2 separate regions of the Mus musculus genome follow, and region 2 is linked to region 1. The links are chromatin loops, found by intact Hi-C in ENCODE. Cell type or tissue: left cerebral cortex. All regions are shown on one strand. Each heading gives the region's core, and the rest is flanking DNA. Links, peaks and the distances in the headings are about the cores only.

Region 1 (7,786 bases), core at 1,379-6,378:
TCTTTGAAAAATCTCTAAATTTCATGCTGTGTTGTGTGTGTTATACATGTGTGTGTTATACCGTAAGATGTGGATTGTATATACCTGTTTGAATATAAAATATCCAAAGCTACATTGTTATACTACACATCACCTTTGTGGTTACTAATAAAAGCAGTAACTGCTTTTGCGTTTGGTTTATTGAGATAGGGTCTCAAGACCCAGGCTGACCTTGAATCCGCTATGAAGCTGAGATGACTGAAGGCCTGAGCCTCCTGTCAATGCCTCTAAGTGTTAGGATCATTGGTGCATGCACTATAGCTGGCCTTAACTACCTTTAGCTTCTCCTTTCTTCCCCCCTTCTCCAGCCTTTCAACCCACTAACACTAGATAGGAAAGAAAAAAGGATAAAGGGGAAAGGGGGCAATGTTATTGTTCAACTACTTTCTTCTGATTAAGGGTGTCAGGTTTCTTGGGGCAAGTTTGATCATCACAATTAGGATACCTCATTTCTTCTTGTTGTTTCTTCTTCACACATGACTACTTAACAAATTGAGACCAATAGCAACCAACAATAACCAACCTCCAACCAACTACCCTCTTTGGAGGACCTGTAGTGGTGTGTGTTCTCATGTTAATTATGCTACCCAAAACCCTGTTTACCTTGTCCTGCACGTAGGACTAAAGGAAGCCTGTCCTCAGTGGGTCTTTGACTGGCCAGTAAAGTTACTGTGGCCGCTGGCTGAGCAGTGAGACAGAGGACCTTTAGGATTCCTGGGAGCAGGAAGAGTGGATTCTCCAGGAATGTGGGCATAGGAGATGGACCACACCGGGAACATGCAGGAGGATGAGACGGCTGATATGTAGGTGCAGGGGGAAAGCGGCCCCAAGAGGGCTGCCAGGCAGAGACCAGGGCAGTAACGATAAAATATAGATTTAGTAAGTATTAGCTAGGGAATATTGAAGAGGAGTGTGTGTTAGCCATGTGGAGTTAGGGAGTGGCCCAGCCATTGAGCTGGTGAAGGCATTTAAAATATAAGGTTTTGAAATTGTGTCTTTCAAGAATCCAGACTATTGGGGCGATAGCAAGAAACACATGCACACCAGCTGGGGAGTTTAGAGCAGATTAACAAATTACCACATCAGGGCCCTAGCCCTGAAAAGTCCCCAGAATTCCAAACACCACACAATAGCAGAAACGATCTGTAGCTGGCAAAAGCATGCTCATGCTAGAACATAAGGCCGATCATAGTCAGCTGCTGTGGACAGTCTGAAGCAGCCCCATGTCCCATACCTGGGATTAAAATGACAACATATTCTTATAATGTTTCTTGTATTTTTTTAAAAAAGAAACAGAAATTCTAGAATTCTCAGTACATGAAGTCTGACAACTTGAGTTAGTACCAACTCTCACCTCTCTGCATGTGCCGTATGGTGTGTGTGCAGACTACACAAAGGTAAATAAAATTTTAAGAAGAGAAAAATCAAATATTCTGTGAAGGATCTTCCTGTTTCAGATGTTAAGTAAGTTATGATTTCCTTTTTGCCATTTGGATTTTATTTTTTATTTATTTTCACCCTGCTGGTGATTAAACTAAGGAGCTCTTGTATGCTAGGCAAGTGCTGAACCATCAAGCTATACCCCCAACCCCAAGTGATGTGTTAATACCTGCTCAACTTGACCAGATGATATAGCTCCATTGTGACAGGGCAAACCAGTGTAAGAGATTCATCCACCTTGAATTCTTGCTGAGACCATGTTAGATTTGGCTATAATTTGCTCTTGATGAGAAGCCCTGTGGAAAATTACCCAACTCTATTCTAGGGACCCAAGGTCACGATGCCCCAACTACCTTATCTAAGCTTCTGCCAAACTGCCTGCTTGTACAAACCCCCCTCTCCAGCTAACTGCTTATCTTAGCTTCTGTTAAACTGCTTGCCTGGGTAAAACTTCTCCTTCAGCTGCTGAGAGAGATGCCAGGTTTTTTTGCCTTTAAAAACATACTCTAAACACTAGATGCTACACGTGGGTCCTGAATACCTGAGTATTAGTCCCAGCTGGCTGGAATTAAGACTTTGAATTGGCTATAAACTGTATCTGAGTAGTCATTGCTGGTGGGCTCCCCATAACACCATGTCTCAAATATCAAGGATGAAAAATAATAAGCCACCATTTATTGTTTATCCTATTCCAGTGATGAAGATAATGACCTTATAGAGACAGAGGTTGGACACCTGGCTAGTCAGGGACAGACCTGGCATTTAACTCAGCCCTGATAATCTGGCTCCAAAGCCCACAACCCTCATGTTTGTACACACACACACAACACACACACACACACACACACACACACACACACACACACACACACACACACACTTTCTCCTTTACAAGAGGAATCTGGAAAGCACACCAGCTTCATAAACTTATTTAAACCAGGTTTGGTGGGCACAAAAGGAGATGTTAGTCTTGATAAATGAAAGAGCGTCAAGTTTGCTCTGGGTTACCTTGAATTTTTCTCTCAAGGCTACTTGAAGACAGCAATCTCTCCCAGGTCCGTTAAGTGAGCAACAGAGATGGGGTTCAAGCTGAAGAGGCTGCCCCAGGGTTCTCATGCCTTTGCCAGTCACGCATGCCCACATCCAAGACTTGTAAGGGAGAAAAGATGTGTGCAGTGTGACCCAGTCTGGACCTTTGACATCTCCATTATCCAGTTGGCAGCCACCTTTCTTTCTCAGCTGCGTGGCTGTCTGGAAACCCTCATGTACCTTGCTGTATTTCTCAGTGTTCAAATGTATGCCACCTCTCCGACTCCTCTCTCTAATTTTCCTCCTGACAGACCTGTCTCTTTACTATAATAAATCCAGTCCACATCTCAGCATCCTAGAAATTGATTTCGTTGTCTGGCGAGGCATGAGAAATTTGTGCTTGAGGATAAGGGTCACTGAAAGAAAATTTAAATGTTTAAAATTAGATGACAAGAAATCACACATATTTCCAAAGGAGGCAGTCCTAATGGTTTTCTGAATGCACAAATGATAGCTTTTGCAAAGCTTTTAAAGTGCTTTCCTGCTAGCTCTGAAGGACCGGGGATTTGTTTTCTTTGAGGTTTTTAATGGAATTGCAACATTTCATTGTGCTCACCGGAGCAGTGAACTGAATATAAAGTGGCAGGCATTAAAAAGAAAGCCAGCGATCTGGAGCCCAATTTGCATGAAACACGTTATTATTTTCTGTTTTTCCTCTATGGTATTTAAATGCCCTTATAGGAAATGAAGGTGACTTCTCCTTAGGTCCATCCATCTTTCCTTCCTTCCTTCCTTCCTTCCTTCCTTCCTTCCTTCCTTCCTTCCTTCCTTCCTTCCTTCCTTCCTTCCTTCCTTCCCTCCCTCCCTCCCTCCCTCTCTCCCTCCCTCCCTCTCTCCCTCTCTCCCTCCCTCCCTCCCTCTCTCCTTCCTTCCTTCCCCTCCCCCACTTCTTTCTCTGCAGGTCTTGCTACCTGGTGGCCCCCTGCTACCACCACCTTCCGTGTCATACCCCGATTGCCACTAGGGGGCAGTCTGATGCCTCCTTCCCTTCTCATCGCCATTTTCTCTGCCTTCTCCACACAGGATTCGGAGGTTGTTGACCTGGTTTTTGGTGTCTTTTGTAACAGAATGCTCATTATTAATCTCAGCAGTCTCCTACAAAGAAAACGAAAGGTCTCATCCTTAACGTACGCAATAACACATCCTGCTGGAGTATCAAGGCTTAGAGGCAGGTAGGCAGTTAAGGCAGCCCACGAAGATCACATTTTTTTTTTTTTTAAGGACAACTTGGCTTGGGAAGAGAAGTTCCATGTTTAAATCTCATATGGTTCAGAAACAGCAGCTTCTCTGATTCTCTGGCCAGCTCTCTTTTCTGTAATCACCCTGGAATAAGATCCAGTCTTTATTTTGAAAGATGACCACATTTTAATGAAGATATCGAAATGACAAATAGCGGCAAAAAATAATTTAATAGAAAAAGGAAATCACATAATCACATTTCTTTTCCGTTTTCAACTCATTGTAATGGGTTCAATATTAAGGAAGGACAAAAAGCATAATCCTCTTTCAAAGTTTAATATAAATCCATTTAAACACAGGAAGAAACAGCTTGCCGAATCCTTTCCCGCTCTTCCATCCTCACTAGGCAATTTAATTAATGGGCAAACAGCCTGATGGTGGATTTTTCTGATACAATGGCATGGAATGAATAAGATCCATCTTTGCACATAACTCTTTGGCACACCACCCTGGCTGTGTTACAGAAACAGAACCGAGTCATATGGTTCCTGGAAAGTAATTATTTGGCAGGAACCTACCCTTGGATGAAGCCACGTAGAGAAAGTACTCAGGTGGTCTCACTTGTGCCAGGCCTGGGGTGAATGGCAGAGAGTGTGCATTGAAGGTATATGTGATGGTTTAATGTGTCTGAGAAGGGGAGGGAGGACATGTAAAGGGAACACAGACCTCATAGAGCAAGGCTGTATATCATCACTACTGCCTCGATTAAAGACAATCTATTCCAACAATTCATTCACTAGCCATCACATGCCACTGATTACTGTGTGTCTACTGAGCAAAGAGGTTTGCCTATGAGCATAAAAGATAGACTTTTTAAAGAATTAAAAGGGGGTGGGGTGGGGTGGGCTATGCCTTTGGTAAGTGTCCATCTCAAATTTGGAAGTTTTGGGGGGAGTTGTTTTTTAGAAGTTGCTTAATAGATGAATATTGCACTTCTACCTTGTTCAGTGGGATCAGCTGCCAAGCTTCAAGGCTCCAAGTGCAACACGGATATATTATAGTGTTGAGAAGTAGCTTTTGGATGCCAACTAATTGGTAACATGATAAAGGTTATACAGATGGTACAAAAGAGACAAGGTGTTAGGGGTACTGTTTGGATCAACTGAAGAAGAGTTTAAGGAATTTTCAGGAAGCGTTTCCAGGAATCCTAAAAAGACCTGGCCAGGTGAGAAATCCCACCTCAGACTCTGGGTGAATGGAGTTTGCTTTGTTTGCATCTTTGACCCCTGAGACCTGCACCGCTAACTACATCCCAGTGTCTCTGCAAAGGGCTAGGCCAAGTAAGAGCCTCACGCCCAGATGGTGATGTATAAAATGACAACATGGCTGTGGCTTCTACAGTCCTGTCTACTCCTGGCTATTGGCAGGAGCAACTCCATGGAACTTCTGAAGGGTCCAGAGATTTCCTTCTCAAAGGAAACCATTTGCAGGTGACTGAAGGCTCTTGGTTGTGCTCACACTTCCCATACATGCCACCAACACACCAAGCTTTCACTGTAGGACAGAGCTCTACTCGACTCTGCTAAAAGCTTTAGAAGGTGGGGTCTAGTGGAATAAAATCACACCACTGGGGTTCTGCCCTCAAAGGACACTTGGAACCCTGGTTCCTTCTGGTTTCTTAGTTTCCCATTTCAGTGGGGTAAGCTACTTCCTTCACTGTGTGCTCCCACCCCTCACAATGACTGCACTGCCATAGGCAACTAGGCCCAGTGACCATGGGCTGAAATCTCTGACACTGTGAGCCAAAGGGACTTTGTCATAGTAAAGAAAGGTGACTAACACTACCAAAGGGACACTGTATTCTTTGTTTGCTTAGTTGGTTTGTTGGTTGGTTGGGTTTTCAAGAGAGGGTTTTTCTGATGTTAACAGCCCTGGCTATCCTGGAACTGACTCTGTAGACCAGGCTGGCCTCAAACTCACAGAGATCTGACTGCCTTTGCCTCCCAAGTGCTGGGATTAAAGGCTTGTGCCACCACTGTGCAGCAAGACATTGTATTCTTATGTAATTGAGGGAGTTTGTGATTGTGGAGCTGAGTTCAAATCTTGATTTCACTTGCTAGCTGTGTGACTTTGTGCAAGTTATTAGCTTTTCTGAATCTGTTACTTCATAGGTAAATGAGACTAAACAAGCTACTGGCCAACAGCTTACAATTTAGAGACACAGAACTTAAAATTTGTTAAGCACTTGGCTTACTATTATGAGAACAGGATATATATCAGTTTATCACAGTAGCTTCTCTGAGATCGCTTAGAGAAGGGGAAACTAATGTATCTTGAGTTCCAGCTTTGTGCCAGAAACTTCCATGATGATATCATTTAATCTTGATGAAGCAACTGCTGCTATCTAAATTTAACCTACCTTCTCTTTTCCCAGATGTAAAATGAACATAATAATACCTTTGCTACCTAGCCTGAAGAATTCTTAGGAGGATTAAAAACCTCGAGCATGAAAGGACTTTGCAAATTGCCTTTTTTTCCCCTATAAAGTGAACATAATAGCTATTGTCTTAAGAACACTGTGTTGTAGCATGAAAAGAGGTTTCCATCGCTCCACATACGCTTATTCAGGTTCTATTTGTCCAGTTATTCAGAATAGGGTTTCTGCTCAGAGACTTTACAACCAGGGACACCAAAATAACTCCCAGGAAGCTAATGTGGATAGTTAAAAAGAGCTAAGCTGACTCTGTAGTAGAAAGATGAAGGCTCGATTTAAGAAGAAAAGATAGCCGGGCAGCCTGGTCTACAGAGTGAGTTCCAGGACAGCCAGGGCTACACAGAGAAACCCTGTCTGAAAAACAAAACAAAACAAAACGAATAGAGAGGTTTGTTTGTTTGTTTGTTTGTTTTTCAAGACACGGTTCCTCTGTATAGCCCTGGCTGTCCTGGAACTCACTTTGTAGACCAGGCTGGCCTCGAACTCAGAAATCTACCTGCCTCTGCCTCCCGTGTGCTGGGATTAAGGGTGTGTGCCACCATGCCTGGCTGAGAGATATTTTTAAAAATAAAATCTGTCTATCTTTATTTTATATGTTTTGTCTGCATGTATGTGTGAGCACTACATATGTGTATTGCTCATGAGACCAGAATAGGATGCTGGATCTTCTGGAATTGGAGTTATGGATGGCTGTGAACCCCTAAGTAGGTGCTGGGAACTGAACCCAGGCCCTTTGTAAGAGCAGCCAGTTTTTTTTTTTTTTTTTTTTTTTTTTTTTTTTTTTTTTGGTTTTTCGAGACAGGGTTTTTCTGTATAGCCCTGGCTGTCCTGGAACTCACTTTGTAGACCAGGCTGGCCTCGAACTTCAAAATCTGCCTGCCTCTGCCTCCCGAGTGCTGGGACTAAAGGCCTGCGCCACCACGCCCGGCTCAGCCAGTGCTCTTAACTGCTCACCCTTAACTCTTCCGGCTCTAGAGGAGACATCTATGCAAAGGAAATATCTATGCATGAAAATAGAAACAGGTAGAAAATAGTCTCAAACTGGCCTGGAACTCATAGAAATCCTCCAGCCTCAGCCTCCCAAGTGCTGGTATTACTGGCATGAGCCAACATACCCAACAGAATCAGTATCAACAACAAATCTCCTTTGTTTGGTTGATTTTGGTTTTTTGAGACAGGATTTCTTTGTGTGGCACCGACTCTCCTGGAACTCACTCTGTAGACCAGGTTGACCTTGAACTCAGAGATCTGCCTGCCTCTGCCTTTCGAGTGCTCGGATCGAAGGCGTGCGCTACCACACCTAGCAAGTCTTGAGTCTAGCAAATATCCACTGAGCCTCTTAGGAGCCAGTGTTCCAGGGATGTATCAAGTGTGTAAATTAAAAAAGGAACCTATTTCTAGGTGATGAAACCGGCAGGTCAATACAGCCAATGAATGAGTTACACAGCAAATGATCAGATTACACGGAATGTTAGTAGGCGTCAAGTTCCAGAGGGAAAAAAGGGAGAGCAAGTAGGGTGATCTGTCTAGGACAAGGTAGCAAAT
Region 2 (7,786 bases), core at 1,228-6,227, 85 kb after region 1:
ATTATGTGGCTTTGGCTGTCCTAGAACTCTATGTAGACAAAGGTAGTAGCCTCAGAATCACAGGGACTCACCTGTCTATGCCTCCCGAGTACTGGGATTAAAGGTGTGTGCCACCACACCCAGCTGAGTTCTAGTCTTTCAAACAAAGGGCATCCTTTCTCCTTGCTGACTAACCCAGCAACCATGCTATGGATAAAGAAGGAAGAAGTTTTGTCTTGATCAGTCTTTTACAGGAGTCACACAAAGTGAGAGATTGGTTTTTTGACCCTATCAACTCAGAACAGAACACAAAGAGACAAACAGGTGTTCTCATTCCAAGACCACATGTTGTTTTAAACATTTTCTGTGGGAGACATGTTTTCAGCATCTCTCTGTTTCCAGCCAGTGACCTTAGGTCTAATCACCACATCTTACACATGCATATATTGTTCTGAATCAGGGGCATGAATGGCTCAGGAAGGAGAAGCAGGAAACGTGGGGTAGGATTGAAGCATTCAATGCTATACATTCATCTGAGCTTATGAGAGACACTTACATCACGAATCCAAAGCACCGTAAGACTGTTACATTGTTCCTTTTCAAAGGTCAGTTAATTCTAAACAGTATATTATTAACTTTGGGTGAGAGTTTGATTAGTAAAAGCAAGCTACAAGCAGCGTGTCTCTGAACAATCATTTCCACCAGGAGGCCTACAGTAAGTAGCAATTAGCTTCTCAAGCTATGACTATGGTTTCCTCTGATAGACTTTGGAACTAATTTCCCTAAAAATGTAACTGTAGCATAAGGTTTCTCCTTGATAACTGTTAGGTTGTGCTATTTCTTGTGCCTGCTGCTAAAGGGATGAAAAGAATTTCTCCCCTGTAGAAAGGCTATTCCTGAATGTATACCATACATTCGATTTTAACACATCTCTTGCCAAATCGGCTAAATCCACTGACTGAGATGCTTGGTACCAGTCCACATCTGTCACTATTGGATAACACAGCCACGCCCAGAAAGATTTAACAAGAGTATGTTTTGATTTATCCTTCTTGTGAGTATTCCTGTTATTAAAGTAATTATAAATGTTTGCACCTAGTCCTCACCATGACAACTTTCACTTTCACCACAATAAGAAAAGGCTTGATTATAATTATACCTGCATGTCTTTATTCCTATCTGTCTCTAAGATGAGAGATGCCTTTCCTCCCACACAGGATATCAATCTAAAGTTGGTTGTTATTCAGTCTATGTACAAAGACTTATCAAGTGTTCCTTGTATTCCTTGTAGTAGCAGAAAACACAAAGCTTTCGGGAACCTGTTTTTTTTTTTTGTTTTTTTTTTAATCTTTGGATCTAGATTACCTAAGTCCTCCATTCAAGAAACACTGAGACTAAGTTTGGTGGTACAAGCCTTTATTTTTGTGAGTTCAAGGTCAGCAAGGTTTGCATAGTAAGTTCCAGGACAGCTAGGGCTACATAGAAAAATCCTGTCTTGAAAAGCCAAGAAAGAAAGAAGGAGACATAAAGATAAAAATATATAAGAATTGATAGATAGACACATTGGTAGATAGATAGATTGATAGATAGATAACCAAGCATCAATTATATGTTAGCACTGTGCCATACACTAAGGGACAGAACAGAAACAAAAAACCTGTATCTTCACTGTCAAGTCCTACTATGTGGAAGGGATGGTATGACACAGTTTCCACCTCTGGAGCAGAGCTGGCAGGGCATGGGCCTCCATGAGTGCTGACTGGTTGCTCTGGGCATAGGCTTGTTTGTATATTAATGTACATAATTTACCTCCTTTGGGAGGTGTGCTCCCTACCATTATCAGGGAAAGTCCCATTTGTCAAGGTTAATAACTCCATGATAGTCAGAGATAGCATGAGTCTGGGAGGCAAGGGTATGTCTAATGTCCTTAGCAAAAAAGTAAAGGCTTCAGGACAGACCTTAAGGCTGTGGAAAAGAACTCTGAAGACACTAGTTCAAGAATATATAATTTCTCAACTATGCAAAATATAGCTGGTCAGAAAATATTAAGGAAGGAGATAAAGAGATTTTTGGGAGTGGTGACCTCAGGTCAACCTTCTACCTAGCTAAGTTCGTTCTCTGTGTTTTACAAAGGCAGGCAGATTCCTAAACTCAAGGTCAGCCTAGGACAGAGCTAGTTTAGGCCCAAGCTTTGTAGGAATGACAGTCTGAGAAGGAGATTCCACCCAGCTAGCTTATTGTCTGTGGTTACAAAGGTGGACAGATCTCTGAATTCATTTGCTGTGTTAAAAAATATACTTGTTGTCTTCTTCTAAGAATCAAGGAACTAAGAACATAACATACTGATAATCAAAAGAGAACCTGGAATAACTGACTAAATTGATATGTAAATAAAAGTCTGGGCTTTGGTCTGCAAGACAGAGCTACCCAGAGAGATCTACTTAAGAGAGAACATAGCTCTTTTAGATTTTTTTTTCTAGCACAAGAGAGCTCTCTCTAGCAGAGAGTTGCCTGGAAATCTCAGGAGAGCTGTCTCACGAAGAACACAAGGCTGTCTGCTTGTACCCCACCTCATTGATTTCACCACTTCCAAACACTGCTTCCTCAGGTCCTCAACCAAACTGAGGCTGGACCTTGGCACTTCCCTGAACCCACAATCTGGTGGGGAACCCAGACCATAACAATCATGCAAGCAGACCTAGAGTGACAAACTTTAGTGAAAACTGTGGAAGAAATAAATAGGTTACTGTGTATCTCTGGGAGAACCTAAATTAGATTGGGCATGGGTAGTCTTTAACATTTAATCTGAAGTTTGAAGGCTGTCTGGAGAGAAGAGGAGAAAAACTGCAGCTTTCCCCCCCCTTTCTAAGACAGGGACTCACATGACCCAGGCTGGCCTTGCTTTGGCAAGTTGAAGGTGATTTTTAACTTCCGATTATCTTGTCTCTACTCCCATTTGCAGGCAATAGAGGTGTTCACCAAGTCCAGTTTATACAGTGCTAGGGATTGAACCCAGTGCTTCCTGCATGCTAGGCAAGCACTCTATCAACTGAGCTGTATACCCAGTCACAGGAAGAGCATGCTACTCAGAAGAACAGCACATGGAAAGGTCTTAAGGAAGTAGCTTGATGGTTTGGAGGAGACAAAAGCAAAAGCACGGAATCTTTGGCGCCATGAATTGAGGAAAAGGTGAGAAAAGAAAAGAGTGAGACCCTGAGTGTCAACGGCAAGGGATGGGGAGTCTACCACGCCTGCCTGGGAAGCATCGGAGAATTGTAAACAGAAGAAAGATACAATAAAGTTTATGTTTTAAAAGATCATTCTGAGTGCTGAGTAGGCAAGGAGTCAGGATGAAGGAGGATCAACCAAGAGACCAGGTTGAGATGAGAGAGGATGGCAGCTATCATAGTCACTGTTCTATTGCTATGAAGAGACACCATGACCAAGGCAACTCTTACAAAGGAAAGCAGTCAATTAGGGGCTTGCTTAGAAGCTCACTCTCCAGTGACCTCCTCCAACAAAGCTACACCTCCTCCAACAAGGCCACACCTCCTAATCCTTCCCAAACAGTTTCACTAAGAAGGGCCCAAACATTCAAACAGATGAGTCTATGGGAGCTGTTCTCATTCAAAACACTGCAGTGGCTGAAACTGTAGACTCAGGGACAGATGCAGGAGATATTTTAGAAGAAGAGTAAGCAAGCTTCTTTCCAGAGAAGTTTGAAAAGAAAGTATTAACAATGTAGATGACTGAATTATTCCAGCCTGAATCCAAACAACCTTGAAATTAGCACTGGCGTCACCACAGAGGATCTATTTTAATGCTTCTCAAGAATATACCACTGAGCAAGGCCAAGTGCCTGATTTATCTCCAGATGGGGCATTTGGTTTTCCTCTTTAAGGATGAGCTGTATGGCCTATCAGGATTTCAGTGAATAAACAAATGCTTTTGCTTGTTTGTTTGTTTGTTTTTAAAGACTGTTATCACAGTTCACCTTGAAGAGACAGCAGAAGGAGATAACAGTTTTTGCTAATAAGGTAGGCATTTCCCTTCTTGATGCCTCCTCCCTTCTTCCATGACTCTCATTCCTCGAGCCTACAGAAGTTGTCTTCAACATGCCCATGCCCAGTAAAATTTCAGATCTTTACCTTTCACTCTTCCAGTCATTTGGACACACAACCCTTTACATAGGCACACCCTTCTCCCTATCTGCCCAGAGCTAGGGAAAAAACCAAAACCAAAACCAAAACCAACCAAACAAAACCTATGTGTCATAAGGAATTGTGAAGTGTTTGCTGAAGATGCTGGTCTTCCCTGCCTGGCTAGTCTGTCATGGTAAAAGGGCCTCCTTCTCCCTGTTCAGGTCAGAGGCTTGGGGTAGCTTGTGGAGGTGTCTCTGAAGAGAGCAGCTCTTCCCTAGAGACTTGTATCTTGGTGTTGAGGTCACTAAAGATTTAAGAAAGAGGGCTCAGCTTCTGCTCCAAATATCACACTTTTTCTAATGACAGAACTGTGTTTATCTAAAAAGACAAAACCAGTATGTTCAAATGTTGATATTATTTTTTTTCTGGATGATGTGATAGGAGCTTACTGTGCAGTGTGTGTGTGTTGCTCTATACTTTTTAGACATTCTAAATTTTCTACAACTAGGATATACTAAAATTAACATGATCATTAAGAAAAGCCTGAAAATTAAAGCTAAGATTTTGTGAGATCAGGATTTTTAATTAATTAAGTTGTTAATTAATTCATTCATTTGTTAAGGATCCAACCCAGGCCTTGCTCAGCTACTGAGACCTTAACTTTCTTTTTTGATATTTACTCACTTATTTAGTGTGTATACATGTGTGTGTACTTGTACACATGCTGGAGCAGGGTTCTCATGGTGAGATAGAGGGCAGTTTGTGGGAGTAGCTCTCTGCTTCTACTTTATGTCACCCAGGGATAGAACTCAGGTCATCAGGCTTGGTGGCAAACACCTTTACCCACTGAGCACGCCGTCAGCTCGAGACCTATTTTAGATTTTGATACTGGGTGCATATTTTTGATTAAATGTGCTGGCAACTAAATATGACAAGTCATGAATTTAATAAATTTGGTCCAAGACCTTTTTTTTTTTTTTTTTTACAAGCAATTACAAGGCCAATGATACAGGCAATTTAGCTAGGCTCCTCCCAGGGACCTAGTAAAGACTTACATCATCACTTGCTGCCATCAGGTGTTGGTAGCATATAAAACGACTGCTCACCACCCAGTTCTCTTCTGTTCCCATGTGTTCCTGGCCAGTTTCCCCACCCCCACCCCCACCCCCTGTCCTTCTCAATCCTCCCTTCTCTGCCCTCACGGCTCTGCTCCTGTCTGTCTGCCTCTACCACTTCTCCAGGCCTCGCTCCTGTCCCTTTTCCCAAGTAACTCCCCTTCATACCAGGTCTGCTACATGCTGTAATTTCTCAGGGGGACACCTTGGCATGGTCCCACCGGGTAAATGCTTCAGACCTCTCACTTTCTGGAGGTTCTCTCTTTCCCACTGCATGCTCGCTCGTAGGTCTCTCACACTTAAATTCCCTCTATCGTATGAGCTGGGGGGGGGGGTGTTGATCTGGATTCTAATCACATATCTTTTGTGAAAAGAACACATCTTCATAGATTCGGAACTTGTCATTCAGATCACTCCTGAAGGGGCGCAAAGGAAAGAACGAAACCTCCTGTATTAAAGAGCCTACTTGTATTGCTCTGTGGCATTTGCTATGTTAAGTGCTGTTAAGAGTGACTGAGATAGGCATGGTATCTGTCCCTAAGGATCGCAGTGCAATTTGGGAAAGGTTATTTCTCTAACTTTAAAGCATTAGCAGAAAATAGTGATTCTTTGATCCAGACATCTGTGAGTGTAATGAAAGACAAAGCCATGTCAAAGCCAGCTACATGATGGCCTGCAGCAATTTTTATTGCCTGAACAGAAAGCAAAAGGCTCTTGTAAGTAACCCAAAACAAATAACCTAAGCCACTGTTTGCTAATCATTTTGATCCCAAACCAAAATAACCTACCTTTCATTCATTTGGGGCTGTTTTATTTGTATTGCCTTTTTTTTTTTTTTTTTTTTTTTGGTCAGGGTTTATGTGCAGATAACAGAAAACTACCCTAGCAATTTAAAGCAGGTGGGGCTAACTTCAGGGAATTGGATGTTTACAATATCCTTGGGAGGGTTGGAGGAGTGGGTTGCTGGCTATAAGGAACTCCGGGGGACTTGAAATTTGGTCCCAATACCTTTAACCTAAGGCTCTACATAAAGTTCACCACTTCCAACAAAATAATAAGAAAAATTACCAGGCTAGGGATATTAGCTCGGTGGTAGAGTGCTTGCTTACCATGTGAAAGGCTCTAAGTTTGATCCTGGTAAAACATACACACACACACACACACACACACACACACACACACACACACACACACACACACACACACCACTGAAAGCTAGGGAAGATGAATAAAAGAAATTTAGTATGTTCTAGATAACATAACAAGGAAGAACACTGCAGTAGCTCTGACAGAGGAACTCACTTCTGTTTAAGTCCAGGCTTGGCATCTCCAGCTTTCTTCCACTTCTCTCTGGGCTCCTCAGTCAGCACTTGGGCTGGTTATACTTCCTCACCTGCTATCTGAAACCTATATCCCAAGAAGTTTGAGTTCTTGTTGCTCCTGCTGCTAGGTGCTGAAACACACTCAACTTTTACTGTTGGAAGCATTATAAGGGGTGCTCTGCTGAGTCCCCTTGTTTTTAGGATGCACTCCAACCTACCCACCCCAGCCCCTTCACCATCTATTTCAACCTGAAAGTCAGAATCAACCACTTCAACAGCAAATGAACACTCTTCTACTTGTTGACTTAGCATCAGGAAGGACCATATTGGGCCTGCAGTCCCAGCATTGTGGAGTATAAAGCAGGAACAGTTGTTGCCTTGGGTTAGAGGCCAGCCAGGGCTACAGTGAGTTTGAAGCTAGCCTGGGCTATGGTGTGGATCTTATATATCTATGTCTGTCTGTCTATCTCTCTATTTATCTATTGAGAGCGCAGTTGGTAAAGGGTTTCCCTTGTAAACATAACGATATGAGTTTGCTAAGTTTGGTAAGAGCATCATCTCTGGTAGCACAGCTCCCAACTATCACGGAGAAACCAACGGGCTATTCCATCACTCTGTACCTGTGCTTGTAGGAGCCAAGGTACATGGTGAGACCAGCGAAGTCATTGTCTCTTTCCTTTACCTTCTTGGCAGAAGCAGTGCTGAACAGTGATTACTGTTGTTCACAGACTCATTACTGGCAGAAACTGAACTAGTCAAAAGCTCACATCCCGTACAAGTATCTGTTCCAGTGAGAAGAAGCAGCTGCCCATCTCCCCTGCCCCCAGGACGAGAAGAGAGTGATGTGATTAACCTACTCCCGTGTTACTGACTGGCCTAACCCCACTCCAATATAACAGTGTGTTAAGGGCTCAGCACTGGTCCTTGTTGGCTGCCAGATCTCCCCTGATGAAGGGACTCCTCCATCCTTGCTACAATGGACACTTTATTCATGAGCCCCTTGGACAAACCCCAGAGTGGCTGGTGAAAGGGGCTGACTGACATCCATTGAAAATCACTCTGTATGGGGCTATTAACTCTTCAGCAGCAGCCATGGGCACAGTCCTTAATTCCTATCTCCTCCCCATCCCCCATTCAATGTTCTTGGCTTCAAAATTGGACTCTGGTTACCTTAAACAGAAATAGATTTTATTGCATGGTTTTGGGTAGCTCACAGTATCAATGTGGA

Evidence for each region. Peaks named below come from ENCODE experiments on the same cell type or tissue, not always from the same donor. Only the 100,000 strongest peaks of a DNase experiment are listed, where the experiment ranks them.
Region 2: a loop joins it to region 1, with 1.8 times the contacts of the local background. A loop is called at or near these places in 2 of 42 quality-filtered maps.

Annotation. Positions count from the first base shown.
Region 1 is chr1:155,512,552-155,520,337 of GRCm38, reverse strand. It overlaps Gm5532 (predicted gene 5532), which reads left to right. Exons shown (of 2, transcript NR_132128.1): 2 at 1-165. Among named protein-coding and RNA genes, the nearest start is that of Gm5532, 11 kb to the left of the region's middle. In left cerebral cortex, for the core only: a CTCF peak has its summit at 3,540 (motif pointing right); DNase peaks (open chromatin) are centred at 3,094 and 3,557.
Region 2 is chr1:155,427,421-155,435,206 of GRCm38, reverse strand. It overlaps Gm31713 (a long non-coding RNA gene), which reads left to right. Exons shown (of 4, transcript XR_387503.3): 2 at 2,942-3,168; 3 at 3,956-4,016; 4 at 7,252-7,786. Among named protein-coding and RNA genes, the nearest start is that of Gm31713, 7.2 kb to the left of the region's middle. In left cerebral cortex, for the core only: no CTCF peak of the experiment used is centred there; a DNase peak (open chromatin) is centred at 3,762.